Linked DNA regions of Homo sapiens: region 2 is linked to region 1. Evidence: read pairs that join two places in POLR2A ChIA-PET (ENCODE). Cell type or tissue: endothelial cell of umbilical vein. All regions are shown on one strand. Each heading gives the region's core, and the rest is flanking DNA. Links, peaks and the distances in the headings are about the cores only. Region 1 overlaps LOC124904614 (a long non-coding RNA gene). Region 2 overlaps REXO1 (RNA exonuclease 1 homolog).

Region 1 (2,897 bases), core at 211-2,710:
CCTGGCGGCGGGCGGCCGGGCCGAGGGCGGGGCGTCTGCACAGACCCTCCTTTTGTGAGCGGCGCCTTCCCCGGGCGGCCTGGCGCGCAGGGCTCGGGCACTGCGCCAGGGCCCGGAATAGCCTCCCTGCCCGGCCGCCCGCCCCACGCCCCGGCGGAGCCGCCTGACCTGCCCGGTCGGGCGCAGAAGAGCCTGGGGCCGCGGTGGCACAGGAACCGGGTGCGTGCTCAGCTGCACGGGGCTGCAGCCGCTACTCTCCGCTGGGCCGGCACTGGACGCGTGCAGCCGGGCCTACTGTGCGCAGCCCGTCTTTTGTGTGAAAACGCCCGCTGTGTGCAGATCTCCGTCTTCGTGCAGGGCCTACTGTGCGCCGCACCCCCCTTCCATGCAAAGCCTACTGTGTGCAGAACCCCATTTGCCTGCAATGCCTACTGTGTGCGGCCCCTCTCCTGCGTGCAAACGCCTGCTGTGTGTGACCCTTTTCTTGCATGCAAGGCCTACTGTGTGCAGAGCCCTACCTTCTTGCAGTGCCTACAGGGTGCAGCCCCTCTCCTGCGTGCAGACGTCCACTGTGTGCAGATCGCTGTCTTCGCGCTGGGCTTACTGTATGCAGCACCTCTCTTCCATGCAAAGCCCACTGTGTGCAGAGCCCCACCTGGCCGCAATGCCTACTGCGTGCAGACACCCAGATACATACAAAACCGACTGTGTGCAGGCATCCACCTACATGCAAACACCTGCACCTGCACTCGTGCAAACACCCACCGTGCACAGGCACCCACTGACAAACATTCATGTGAGGAGCCCCCAAGCTCCCACACTCCCAAACGGCCTTGTCTTTTTGTCTTTTTTTTTTTTTTTTTTTTTTTTTAAGATGGAATCTTGCTCTGTCGCCCAGGCTGGGGTGCAGTGGCACGATCTCAACTCACTGCATCCTCCCCCTCCCAGGCTCAAGCGATTCTCCTGTCTCAGCCTCCTGAGTAGCTGGGACTACAGGCGCGCGCCACCACGCCCAGCTTGTATTGTATTTTTAGTTTTGTATTTTTAGCAGAGATGGGGTTTCACCATGTTGGCCAGGCTGGTCTTGAACTCCTGACCTCAGGTGATCCACTTGCCTCGGCCTCCCAAAGTGCTGGGATTACAGGGGTGAGCCACCGTGCCCAGCCTCATTTTTTTTTTTTTTTTTTTGAGATGAAGTCTCGCTCTTGTGCCCCAGGCTGGAGTGCAATGGCGCAATCTCAGCTCACTGTAACCTCCACCTCCTGGGTTCAAGAAATTCTTCTGCCTCAGCCTCCCGAGTAGCTGGGATTACAGGCACCTGCCACCACGCCCGGCTAATTTTTGTATTTTTAATAGAGACGGCATTTCACCATGTTGGCCAGGCTGGTCTCGAACTCCTGACCTCAGGTGATCTGCCTGTCTCAGCCTCCCAAACTGCTGGGATTACAGGCATGTGAGCCATGGTGCCCGGCACAAACAGCCTTGTCCATGCAAGCACAAGCACCCACATGTGTCTAAGACCCTGGTGTGCACACCTGCACTCTGACCTGCACTGCGTGTTCCCACTAGGGAAATGCAAATATTTCTAAGCTCCAATGCTCACTCCACAGAGCCCCGAGGCCTGTGAATACCCGCGGTATACAGAGATCCATGAGGTGCCAGTACTCAAACTGTGGAAGCCTGCACGTGCTGATTTGGGGTGGGAGTAGAGTGCAGGGAACTCATCTGTGTGCAGCCCCTTTCTCTGGGCCCTTTGTGTGCACCTCAGTTTACCCCACCTGGGTAAGAGACTCTGCCCTGCTGGAGTCTCTTCTGGTTCTGACTTTGAAGGGCTCCAAGGTGTGGGGGGAAAGGGGGCTGCATTCCCTCTCTGCTGTGTGCCTCTGGGTGGTGGATTCAGGCTAGCAGGGCTGGGGGCTGGGCCTCCAGGCCCTTCCCGGAAGCCCGGGAAGCAGGTGCAAGGGTAGGCAGTCTCCACGGGCAGGGCGCCAGACCTTGGCTTCCCTGAAACTGGGCACAGCAGCTGGGAGAGGTTTCCGGGCCCGCCTGGCCCCACCTGGCCCCTGGCACTTTCGGAAGATGGGCGGGGCAGGCAGGCAATGCCAAGGACGGGCGAGGCCCAGCCTGCACAAGAGTCGCCGGTGAACCTGTGCGCACACACGGGTGTGCATGTATATGTGTGCACACGTGCATGGGCCATGCTGATGTGAGTTCTGTACCCCACCTACAAACGGGTGTGCTCATGAACACGTGCAGGGTCACCCTGGCACATGAACCGTGCAGCACAGGCAATGGCCCAGCGGTAATTCACCCATAGCGGTGACAGGAAAGAGATGCTTGTCTGCTTTGCTCACTGTGCGTCTCCAGCACCCCACAGCTGGTTGGCACTTGGTGAATATTTGCTGAGTGGACAAATGAGTGAATACACGAACACATCATTTTGCAAATATGTACTGAATGTCTCTACTCTGCATACCAGACATTTGCACATCTTCAAACAACAAAAAGATCCTGGGAAACGACATTCTAGACATCCACGGGGTGGGAATAAGCCCACGCCTGAGAGTACACACTCATGTCCAGGAAACACCTGAGTCCACTTTGATTTGTTCACCTCCAGAAGCCAGAGCCTGGTGCCCACACACAGGCCCTCATGCAGAGACACGCATTTTCTTTCTTTTTTTTCTTTCTTTCTTTTTTTTTTTGAGATGGAGTTTTGCTCAGTTGCCCGGGCTGGAGTGCAGTGGCGCGATCTCGGCCCACTGCAAGCTCCGCCTCCCGGGCTCACGCCACTCTCCTGCCTCAGCCTCCCGAGTAGCTGGGACTACAGGCGCCTGCCACCACGCCTGGCTAATTTTTCATATTTTTTTAGTAGAGACGGGGTTTCACCTTGTTAG
Region 2 (2,897 bases), core at 109-2,608, 650 kb before region 1:
GAGGCTGAGACAGGAGAATCACTTGAACCCGGGAGGCGGAGACTGCGGTGAGCCAAGATTACGCCATCGCACTGCAGCCTGGGCAACAGAGCAAGACTGTCTCAAAAAAAAAAAAAAAAAAAAAAAAGAACCCGGCAGGCCCAGCCCCTGCTCCGGACACCGTTCGGTGGGCCCGCAGGGCTCTCAACGCAACCAGGCATCAGCAGGACTGGCCCCTCCAGCCCAGGCAGTGGGCCCCGCATGCTGGCCCAGAACAGGCCAGGCAGAGACCCCAGATGGAAACAGACAGTCCCTCCCGCCTGGGGCTTAGCTGGACAAAAAAGATAAGCCTGACACTGCGGCATGAGATAAGCAAGACTACCCCCAACCTAGCCCCTGGGGGAGCCATCTGGGCGGCCTGAGGCTTTGAAGGTGGAGACAGAAGAGGACATTCCCAAAACAGCCACAGCGGCAGAGAAGGCACGGGGCTGACCCTCGCGAAGCGCAAGGCAGGGGCTGGTTGTGTCCACGGGAGCGCCCATCCCATAACAGACCCTCTGGGAAGAGGGGTCTGGAGGACAGCACCCCTGAAGTCCACCTCCTGCGGACGGCAGAGTAACCATAAGGTCCCCACAAATGGCCATACGTCCACTCTGGGGGTCCCTGCTCCTGGGGCCTCCCCTCCAACCCTCACAGTGGGACGTCCTCCAGCCCCATCCTTGGACATGCGGGCGCCCGGGGCCCTCCATGCACAGCCCACTGGACAGATAGGAACCCGCTGCTCAGAGGCAAAGGGACCAGCACTCTGCACCCAGAGGAGGTCCCACAGCTCCTAGACCACACGGGGCAGAAACAGGGTCACCTGGAGAGGGCTTCGAGGAAAAGTCCAGCCAGTGCCGGGGGCCTGGACCTCCACCACCCAGCAGCTTCCAATACCCTCTCTGAAATCCAAGGTGGCCCAGCTCTGCCCCACCCCCCACACCAGACTCCACCCAGGTCTCAGAGCTTGCTGTGGAGGCTGGGCTGTGCCTGCAGCAGCGGCACCTGGGGTCTACCCCACTGCCCCCAGGGTTCTCCTCGACCCCCAGGGCTGCGATCCGAGCCTCCCCTCTGCTCCAAGGCACCGCCCTCCCCACCTCGACAGCGCAGTGTGCAGTGCCAGGACCGCCCAGCAGGTGGAGCCACACGGCAGGGTCCAGGGGAGAAAAAGAAAAAGGTCCCGGCCTGACCGGGGACCACCAGCTCTGCTCTCTGGGGCGTCCTGGGCATTTATTCACCTCATGGGGCGGCCGTCCCCACATGCCATGACTGGACGCGCTGCTGTCCCAAGGCTTACAGCTCGAGGCTAGGGGACAGGGACGGTAACCAGGACAGAGGTCACTGCCTTTCAAAACAATGTAGAAACAGGCTGGGCGCAGTAGCTCACGGCTCTAATCCCCGCGCTCTGGGAGGCTGAGCCCAAGGCCGAGGCAGGTGGATGATTTGAGGTGAGGAGTTTGAGACCAGCCTGGCCAACATGGGGAAACCCCGTCCCTACTAAAACTACAAAAAATTAGCCGGGTGTGGGGGTGCCTATAACCCCAGCTACTCAGGAGGCTGAGGCAGGAGAATTGCTTGAACCCGGAAGGTGGAGTCTGCAGTGAGCTGAGATGGCGCCACCGCACTCCAGCCTGGGCAACAAGAACGAAACTCCATCTCAAAAAAAAAAAAAAAAACCAGCTGGGCGTGGTGGCTCACACCTGTAATCCCAGCACTTTGGAAAGTCGAAGCGGGCGGATCACCTGAGGTTGGGAGTTCGAGACCAGCCTGAGCAACATGCAGAAATCCTGTCTCTACTTAAAAAAATACAAAATTAGCCAGCTGTGGTGGCACATGCCTGTAATCCCAGGTAATCCCATGCCTGGGCGCAGTAGCTCACGCCTGTAATCCCAGCTACTCGGGAGGCTGAGGCAGGAGAATCGTTTGAACTCGGGAGGCGGACGTTGCGGTGAGCCGAGATCGTGACATTGCTCTCCAGCCTGGGTGACAGGGCGAGACTCCTTTTCAAAAAAAAAAAAAAACTGAAACAGAAGGGTACAAATGGCAAAGGACAAGAACCGGCAGGGAGGAGCCAGCGGGACCTTCTCCCCCTATGCCTCTCCATCCCTGCCAAGAGCCCACCTTGGCTGTGAGCCACTTTCATGGTCCACACAGAGTAAGTTAAGAGTCCAGCTCTCAGCCGGGCACGGTAGCTCACGCCTGTAACCCCAGCACTTGGGAGGACAAGGCTGGTGGATCTCTTGAGCCCAGGAGTTCGAGACCAGCCTGGGCAACATGGTGAAACCCTGTGTCTACTAAAAATACAAAAATCAGCAGCTGGGCACGGTGGCTCACGCCTATAATCCCAGCACTTCGGAAAGCTGAGGCGGGCGGACTGCCTTGAGCTCAGGAGTTTGAGACCAGCCTGGGCAACACGGTGAAACTCTGTCTCTACTAAAATACAAAAAATTAGCTGGGCGTGGCGGCGTGCTCCTGTAATCCCAGCTACTCGGGAGGCTGAGGCAAAAGTATCACTTGAACCCAGCAGCGGAAGTTGCAGTGAGCCAAGATCACGCCACTGCACTCCAGCCAGGGCGACAGAGCGAGACTCTATCTCCAAAAAAAAAAAAAAAGAGTCCAGCTCTCAGCTCCTCCTCATCCCAGGGCCTTTTCTGTCCCCAAAGGACATTTCCCAGTGGGTGTTTCTGGGACTCCTGTGCTCCCCGTCAGGCACAGAGGACTAAAAGCATCCAGGAGCCCTGCAGCCTCTTCCAGGGGCTCACAGAGAAGCTGGAGTGGGCACCTCCACGGGGCGCTGCCCCTCAGCCAGGGGTTCACAGGCTGTTCCTAGGATGGGTGCCGTGGCGCCTAAGGAGGAACCCACACACCAGGGTGACTGC

Evidence for each region. Peaks named below come from ENCODE experiments on the same cell type or tissue, not always from the same donor. Only the 100,000 strongest peaks of a DNase experiment are listed, where the experiment ranks them.
Region 2: POLR2A ChIA-PET joins it to region 1 with 8 read pairs; 1 of 35 experiments calls an interaction of 5 or more read pairs at or near these places.

Annotation. Positions count from the first base shown.
Region 1 is chr19:2,489,271-2,492,167 of GRCh38, forward strand. It overlaps LOC124904614 (a long non-coding RNA gene), which reads right to left. Exons shown (of 2, transcript XR_007067090.1): 2 at 2,436-2,897. Among named protein-coding and RNA genes, the nearest start is that of GADD45B, 15 kb to the left of the region's middle. RefSeq lists silencers at 5-94, 115-214 and an enhancer at 1,591-2,092. In endothelial cell of umbilical vein, for the core only: no CTCF peak of the experiment used is centred there; no DNase peak of the experiment used is centred there; H3K4me3 peaks cover 227 bases; H3K27ac peaks cover 885 bases.
Region 2 is chr19:1,836,641-1,839,537 of GRCh38, forward strand. The region is part of intron 1 of REXO1 (RNA exonuclease 1 homolog); the gene reads right to left. Among named protein-coding and RNA genes, the nearest start is that of REXO1, 10 kb to the right of the region's middle. RefSeq lists an enhancer at 419-1,413. In endothelial cell of umbilical vein, for the core only: a CTCF peak has its summit at 1,143 (motif pointing right); a DNase peak (open chromatin) is centred at 1,181.